Regions from separate parts of the Mus musculus genome. Here region 1 is linked to region 2. Evidence: chromatin contacts called from ENCODE POLR2A ChIA-PET data. All regions are on one chromosome and are shown on one strand. The core of a region is the stretch at or near the end of the contact, and the rest is flanking DNA. Distances in the headings are between cores, read along the strand shown. Region 1 holds the start of Tut4 (terminal uridylyl transferase 4). Region 2 holds the start of Zyg11b (zyg-ll family member B, cell cycle regulator).

The links. ChIA-PET counts read pairs that join two places held with the same protein, here RNA polymerase II (POLR2A).
Region 1: POLR2A ChIA-PET joins it to region 2 with 10 read pairs in Patski. The contact joins the promoter of Tut4 here to the promoter of Zyg11b in region 2. POLR2A ChIA-PET finds 5 or more read pairs at or near these places in 2 of 5 experiments (Patski and embryonic stem cell).

Annotation. Positions count from the first base shown.
Region 1 is chr4:108,456,843-108,461,190 of GRCm38, reverse strand. Tut4 (terminal uridylyl transferase 4) reads right to left here and starts at 1,781. Exons shown (of 31, transcript NM_175472.4): 1 at 1,552-1,781; 2 at 991-1,174.
Region 2 is chr4:108,299,739-108,303,884 of GRCm38, reverse strand. It overlaps Zyg11b (zyg-ll family member B, cell cycle regulator), which reads left to right and starts at 2,795. Exons shown (of 14, transcript NM_001033634.3): 1 at 2,795-2,994. The coding sequence starts at 2,965.

The sequences.
Region 1 (4,348 bases), core at 532-3,031, 160 kb before region 2:
GCGAGCTAATTATTAAATTCATTCCAACAAATCACAATTCAAATTGCATTTCTGGACACTAAGATTACAAAAGATCGCAGAACGTCAAATGTTTAAGGAATTACTTTTGTATCGAAATGAAGAAACATGGTATACTAAAACTAAAATCTCACGCAAGGTACAAGATTCGTCTGCTTTAAAGTTTGATAATCTTCTTTTTTAAAATGTTTAACCAACGTTAAGATAACAGTAATTAATCCCATTCAGGTACTGACTAGAAATCCCGCTGCTTCTTTGAGGTCTAACCACCTCATTCTTTTGTAATCCTGATATCAAAAGGATCAGAAACCACTTGCGAAGGCGTGCGACACACTGGGGAAGTGCTGTCTGTTTACAAATACGAATCTCACAGTTACCCACGTCAAAAGCGCGCAGTACCAGCACCTCTCGACTGGGGGGCGGGGGACAGAGACGGCGGGTGAGCAGGAAACGAAATCCACACAAACCTACCTCTGCTCCCTCCCGACAAGGACAAGCCCGGGGGATGGCGGGGAGGACACGCTGTGTGTGTGTGTGTTTACAAGTGTATATATACATACACATACACAGGGTGAAAGAAAGGCACACAATACAGACAAACACGCACTGGATCTAAGCGAAGGCTAGACCAATCCCGTTAACTCAGATACTCCTACCCCGTCTACAACAGGTTTCGGTGGCCGGACGGGCGCCCCAGCTTTCCCTAAGGTCGGCCCCCCAAAGCCCTCCTCAGGCCGCCCAGGCCGCCTTCTCGACTTCCCTCCTTCCCTCGGCTTTCCCCTGGGACACCAGAAGCCAGTTCCAGCCCAGGAGGAAGTGCCAGGCCCCGAGGGGGCGGCGGAGACGCGCTCCGGCGGCGCGGACACCTGCGAGGCGCCGCACCTGAAGGGGACAAGCTGGGGGCCCCCGGGCTCAGCGGCCGAGCACACCCCCTCGGCAGCCCGCGCAGCGCGGCGGCCCGCAGCCCCGTACCTGAGAAGCCCGCGAGCTACAGGCGCGCGCGACGCCTCCTCATCTCAGAGGCTCCGGCTCCCCCTCCGCCTCCCGCCGCCGCTGCCGCCCCCGTCGCCGTCGCCGCCGCCGCCGTCGCCGCCGCCGATGGAGGCCAGGACACGACGAGCTCAGGACTCCACCGCCATGTCCGCCGCGCCGCGAACTGCATTGTGGGGGGGAAGGGACGGGGAGGGGGAGGAGGAGGGAGCGAGAGAAAGAGGAGGACCCGCTGAGGGGAGGGGGCTGAGGGAGAGTGGCGCCCGGCCGAGGGGGGAGGGGAGTCGGAGGCTCTCCCCAGCCTGGGATCCCGATTGGGATGGGAGGAGATAGCCTCGGAGGCGGGGAGCAGAGCCTCCCAGAGCTGGGTTCAGGGGCTCCCTCTTCTTTAATTCTGGGGATCCCCCCCAAGCACCCGTCAAACCTCGGCGGAGGAGGGGGTAGACCGGGGGGCGTGGGGGGAGGGGCTTCGTTCCGGGGCTCGTGGCGGTCGCCCGGAAACAATGAGGAGGGGATGGAGGTGGGAGGACGGCGCGCACACACCCGCGCTGAGGAGGGAGAGCGGGCGAGCGCGCGCGGGCTCCGATCGGCGCCCGAGCTGGGGGCGGGCGGGCCCCCGAGGGAGAGAGGAAGGGAGGGAGGGAGGGAAAGGGTCGGAGCTACCCGCGGCTCGCTGGCTGGAGCGGGCCTGCAGGGAGAGAGAAAGAGAGAGAGAGGGTCCTGCGGTCCAGCACGCCGACGCCGGGAAGCGGCGCGAGGACGCCGGCGAGCTTAGGGTCGCGTGCACCGTCGCGCTTCTCACGTCAGGCTCCCTGGCTGCGGGCGCCTTGCCTGAGGCCCCCGGGCGGGAAAGGGGGCAGGTTGCCTAGCTGTGCCCCAGGGAGAGGCCGTAGATGTGCAGGCTCGGGCTTGTCACTGTCCGACAGCCCACGCATTTCTTGAATCCTCCGCGACCATTCCTGACTTCTGAGCACTGTCGAGCAGCTAGCAGGAGGGAGCCCCCCACCCCTTCACCCTTGCATCCAGTCCAGTTTTGCATCACCTCAGGACTAACAAAGCAGAGAAATCTTGAGAAATAGTTCGAAAACCATTTCTTTAGTTTCAGGTGGGCATAGAAACAACTACCAAGAACGGCTTCCCTCCTTCCTCCTTTTTTTTTTTTAAATGTGTTAGCTTCCTCTCATTTAAATTTACACTCATGGAAGACTAGAAGGCTTTGTTAGTTTATTTTAATGACACCCCCCCCCCCCGCCCTCAAGCCTCGAGATTATTATTTGACCAGTCTCCTACTTCACTCAGAGCTGGTCAAATCACACAACTGCAGTCCTTGAGGTGGATATTTACTAGGCAGAAAAAGTGTATGGCACTAAACGTGGGGTTTTATAAAGGGAAGCAGCTGAATCTTAAATATTTACAAGGTAATGACAAATTTTCTTGTGACTCACAGACCAGAGCTGCTAAGAGGCTACAGAGAGGCAATTGTCTCTGCAGAGTTCATCGACTTCCTGCTACATCCCAGAACTAAACACCTCTCACATGATATGTCCGTCAGAATCCCCAAAGCTGAACAAGCTTAGTGAGAAGGGACCAAGCATTGCCAACTTACTTCTAGGCATCGAGCTGAGGAGGCTTCATACACTTAACCACCTAATCTTCATAATGATCTTGTGACAATAGATACTATGGCTTCCATTTGCAGAGGAGAAAATATGCTCTGACAATCCCCTTCCCCCTGTCTCTGACTCCAGCAGACCCAGGAGCTGTGGATAGAGGGTAGCCAGTCAACCCTTCCAGCTTGGGGCGATTATCAAACTAATAAAAAATCCAGAGTTGCCTCATCTGAAACATTTTTAAATGTGTCCAAACTTCAGAGAGATAAGGTAAAGAACAGAAGAGGAAATGAAAGTGAAAACCGAATGTTAGGTGTGGTAGATTACAGCTGTAATATCAGCATTCTGGAAGCTGGGGCAGGATGATCACCAGGTCAAAGCCAGACTCTGTAGCCCAGGCTGGCCTCGAACTCAGAAAGCCGCCTGTCTTTGCCTTGATCTCTTTAAAAATAAAAAATAGACTTATAGCTTCCACAATAACATGTTCATTTTTTTGTTTTGGCTTTTTTGTTTCTTTTCCTTCTTTCTTTCTTTGTGGTGTTTGGGGGAGATTGGAAGAGCAGAGGACAGATATGAAGGAATGGGGAGAAGAGTGGGGTGGGGGCATATGATGTGAAATTCACAAAGAATTAATAAAATGTTTAAATAAATAAACGACTTGTATGGTGGAGTGGTGGAGTACACCATTAATCCCAGCAGGGGATAGGAAGGCGGGAGTAGGTGGATCTTTTGAATTTTTGGCCAATATGAAAAGGAGTTACAAAGCAGCCAGGGCTACCAAGTAAGACCTTGTCTCAAAAAACCAGGATTTGGGCAGATAGCAGCTCAATGTAACAGTACTTGCCTAGCATGTAAAGGGCTCCGAGTCTGATCCTCAGTGCTGGAAAGAGAATAATGAAAACGTAAAGCTGATAGACACACTTAAAAGGATTACCAACACGCTCCTCACTGATATTAATGTCATTGGACCAAATTCAACTGAACTCCTGATTACTTAGTATAAGCAAATCATAGTTCAGTGCCTAGACAAACTACACAGACTGCTGTTCAGAAATCTCACTGTTGAGCAAGGAAGGTAGTTTTATTAACCTGTAGTCAATAGAGCATATGACTATACAGAGAAACCCTGTCTCAAAAAAAAAAAAAAATAGAGCATATTAACAAAGAGTTAGGCAAATACACTAGAGAATGTGATAAATTCTATGTGGGCGAGCCTCCATCAGAAGAGATAGACCCTAGACCTTCAAGGATTACCTGTTTTGTGCCAAACACATGTTTATGATTCAGCAGACAACATTTAGTCTACAGTATGAAAATATTGAGTCTACAAGAAAGCTTCAGCCAGATGAGAAAGTCCTGTGTCTCCAGATAACTCCCTTTTCCTATTTTTCAAGATCCAACTCTTATTTAGTTGTTGTTATTGCTTAAGACGGGCTCTCTGGTAGCTCAAGCTGGCCTCCAGCTAGCCATGTAGCTGAGGATGACCTTGAACTCCAAGTCTTAGGATCACAGGTATGTACTGCCGTACCCCTTTATTCTTGTGTCCTTTACTAAATCTGATCACACAAACATCACACTCTCTCCAATCTCTGGATCCCAATTATTTTACCTGTCGGTCACCAATAGATTATAATCTTAAGCACAAATACTTATATTTGTATTGCACTGCCTCCATATTTGCTGAGTTGAATGCTTGGGCTGCCATACTCCTATTTATCATTACAACTAGA
Region 2 (4,146 bases), core at 1,546-4,045:
GCCAGCTGTCAAAGGATATTCTCTGACTTCCATTCTCCATGTCACACACGTATGTACCTGTACACACACACACACACACACACACACACACACACACGGTGGAACACCATAAAGAAAGACACCTTATATTAACCTCTGGCTTTCACATGGGCATATGAACCTGCACACACCATATATATAAAGAAAAAACAGTGTAGTGATATACAATTTTAATTTCACTTTGGATGCAGAAGTAGATGGATCTCTGTGAGTTGGAGGCTTGCTTTGTCTTTATAGTGGGCTCCAGGTCAGCCAGAGCTAGTAAGACCCAACAAAACAAAACACCATCATGTGGGCTGGACATGCTCAGTGGTGGAACACTTGCCTAGCATGTCTGTCTGACCTGTCTAGGACTCAGTCCCGACATTCACACACACACACACACACACACACACACACACACACACACACACACACACACCTGATCTACAGTGTAGTTCAACTAATTTAAATTCATTCCTGTCTAGCTTGCTAATGAATGCCTCCTACTTTTCTAACTGCTGGCCTGGCTGCTTCCCCAGCAGTGTACCCCAAATACTTGCTGTTTCTCTTGGCCATGAGCTCATGAGCCATCTCTTTTCATGGCAGCTTCTTCTTCCTCTTCCTCCTTCTTTTATAAAAGAAATATTTATTTTATGTATATAAGCACATTGTAGCTGTCTTCAGACACACCAGAAGAGGGCACCTGATCAGTTTACAAGATGGTGTAAGCCACCATGTGGTTGCTGGGAATTGAACTCAGGGCCTCTGGAAGAACAGTCAGTGTTCCTAACCACTGAGCCATCTCTCCAGCACCCCCCTTCTTCCTTCTCCTTTTCTTCCTCCTCCTCCTCCTCCTTCTCTCTCTCTCTCTATGTCTCTCTCTCTGTCTCTCTCTGTCTGTCTCTTCCCTCTCATTCTTCTCCTCTCTCTCTCTCTCTCTCTCTCTCTCTCTCTCTCTCTCTCTCTCTCTCTCTCTCTGCAAACATCAATCAGCCAGGTAACTCAAAACTTGCCTACCTCTAATCCCTCCAGTAATTGGTTGTACCATTTTTACTTAACCAATAGCTTTAAGTTAAGGAACAAGGTTTGCACAACAAACGCTGGTAAATGAGAGAATTAGTACAGAATTTAGCATCACAATACACAGCCTCCCACCAAACAACCATCACTAGAGTAATCAAATCCACAGAGATTAAAAATCAGGACTATGCTAGCTTTGGGTGTGTCTCAGTAGTAGAGAGCTTGCATAGCGTGTGTGAGGTCATCAACTTAATACCCAGCACTGCTGCAACCTCCAACAAAAGGTAGCACAGTACTTGCCAAGGGACAGTGAGAAAGAATATAGGGATAGACATTCAGTTTTGCAAGAGCGGCAGAGTCTGAACAACTGAGGATGTTGCCCAAGAGGAGAACACTTGCACAGCATGTGCAAAGCCTTGTAGTTAATTCCCACTACCACAAACACGATGGAAACAATCAAGTGGCAGCCTTCTGGAGTGCCTGTTTGGCGATGGCTTCACCAGTACTTAATCCTGCCTGACCTGTATACTTGATAGTGATTAAAATGGAAGATGGTCCAGTGGCAAGAGGCTAGGGGGTTAGGTCTCCAGAAGTGTGCGCTCTGGAGAAACAGTGACACACTTCCTCTAACAAGGCTACTCTTCCTAGTATCACCAACCACCATGGGCCAGGCATTCAAACACAGGAGTCTATGGGGGCCATACCTATTCAAACCACCACAGCAGAGAAATGGAGAGTTGAAGCATACCTGGACTACATAGTGAAGGCTAGCCTGGGCTACAGAAAGGAAAAAGTATACAAGTGGAGTTATAGGTAGTCTGGAAGTCACTGTCAGTGATGGAAACTTATATAGATGTTCTGTTTTGTCCATTTACTTTGTCAGTGATTTGAAGGCAAAAATGATTAGTTAAATGAGCATGAAGAAGGAAATATCGGAGGCCTGAGAAGAGGGACTTGAAGTAGCTACCTAGAGGGTGGAAAAATATAGCATAGCTAAACACCATTTACATAAGATCAAAAGAAGGCAGCCAAGAGATGGCTCATCGGTTAAGAGCACTGACCCCTCTTCCTGAGTTCAAATCCCAGCAACCACATGGTGGCTCACAACCATCTGTAATGAGATCTGATGCCCTATTCTGTGCTGTCTGAAGACAGCTACAGTGTACTTGGATATAATAATAAATAAATCTTTAAAAAGAAAAAAGAAAAGCAGGTTAAAGAGGGAAAGCTCCATAGTCAAAATTGAGATTGTGGGGCCCGAGGATGTGACGCAGTAGCAGGCAGAATACTTGCCTAACATATGCTATGTGGAGGGACTCTTTCTCACAAAACAAAACGAAAACAACAGCAAAACAACATCATGTAACAGAATGCTAAAATCACTAAGAACGTTGACAACAAAAATTAATGACTAAAAAAAAAAATTAATGACTATGAATCAGAAGTTAAGTTTTGAAGAATGAGGGTAAGCGCTGCAGTCTTCTGGAGGTAAGATTTAAAGCTCTTCCAAACGGAAAGACTACAGCCTCGTCAGAGGGCGTTGGCCCCTTTAAGGGCTGGCGTTTGAGAATGGAGTCTACGCCGGGACGGGGCGGGGTCTTCAGGGGGCGGGACCACTTTGGGGCGGGGCGAGACATGCAAGGGAGAGAGGGGCGGGACTTCTAAGGGGCAGGGCGCGGTAGGCTCAGGGAGAGGGGCGGGACCTCGTGCGGGGGGGCGGGGCGCAGCAGGCGCGGCGAGCGAGGCGGAGTCTGTGTTTCGGTCAGGTTGCGGCAGCGGCTGCTGTAGTTCAGAAGAGCGAGGCCGAGGCCTGGGCCCAGCCCGGAGCCGCTGCCTGACCCGAGCCTCCTGGAGCCCCCGAGCCGGCTGATCTTAGCGGCGGGCTCGGGCTCCGCCTGCCACCGCACGCAGGACCGAGGCTGCATGCCGGAGGACCAGGCCCACGCAGCCATGGTGAGCTAGCGCGGCCTGCCCCCCACCCCCCGCAGGGTGGCCCGAGGACGCCGGGCAGCCGTCTCACCCTTCTTCCTGCACCCTCCCTCTGTCTCCTCCGGCTCGCGTTCCCCATCCACCAGTAGGAGCAAACCTCTTTGGGAGACATCCCTTAATCCCCCTTCTTTCCGGTGACACCCTTTTGTCCCCCGGTGACAGCCTCCTTCGCATTCTCCTCGTCCCCCCTTCCCTGTCTTTAACCCTCCCCTTTCTCCTCAACCATTTTAACCTTTCTCCTCTATGGTCGTTAGTCACCCCCACCCCCCACTTTTCCTTCCCACACTTTGCTTCCTTTCCCTCCTCGACCCTCTTCACCATTTTATCTCCGGCGCCCCCTCTTCCCCTTGGTCCTCGACCATCCGCATTTCCTCTGCCCCTTGTCGGATGTCCTCCGTCGCCGGCTCACACATCTGTCCCCATTTCCTTGTGCAGGTTTCAGAGGGCTAAGCAGGAGCAATTGGAAGGCAATTGCTACCCGGGAGCTGTTGGGCGGGTACATACAGATTAGTAACCTTTCTTTCTCCGTTCTGTTTTGGAGTGGGGAAGTGAGGGGAGATTGGCGGTATGGAAGAATAGTCTGGAAGCTTTACTACTTAGTGTCATTGCAAAAACCTGAGTGGGGTGTGTTACAGAGTACATCCTGTAGCCTTATGTGATTATCAGGCCTTTTGACAGAAATAGCCAAAAAGGGTTGTTACATTTTTATTTTGAATGTGTTTTCATGTGGAGTTACCGTTAGGGAAATTAAAAATCTTTTGTAATTTGCAGGCTTGACAGTTGTTGCTCAGAGCACATGATTTGTTTTTGTTAGGAGGCAGAGACCAAGGGCATTTGAGGTCTGAATATCAGCCTGGCAGTCAGATTGTGACAGTCTTTCGAATACCTTCCTCCGAAAGGTTGTATTTGTCCTGTCCTTTCTGTCCTTTCTTGGAGAAACCCTTTCTTTGCAAATTTTCCTCTGCTTCAAAATGGCTGTGACTACAGTCCCATTTTTAAGTGTTATCCGCGTTTTGCTGTGTATATATTGAAAGCATTGTTCTATCCTATACAAAATAAATGTTGATCTCTGGGAGGAAATAATACATTCTAGTCAAAAAGACTTGTTGATAATCA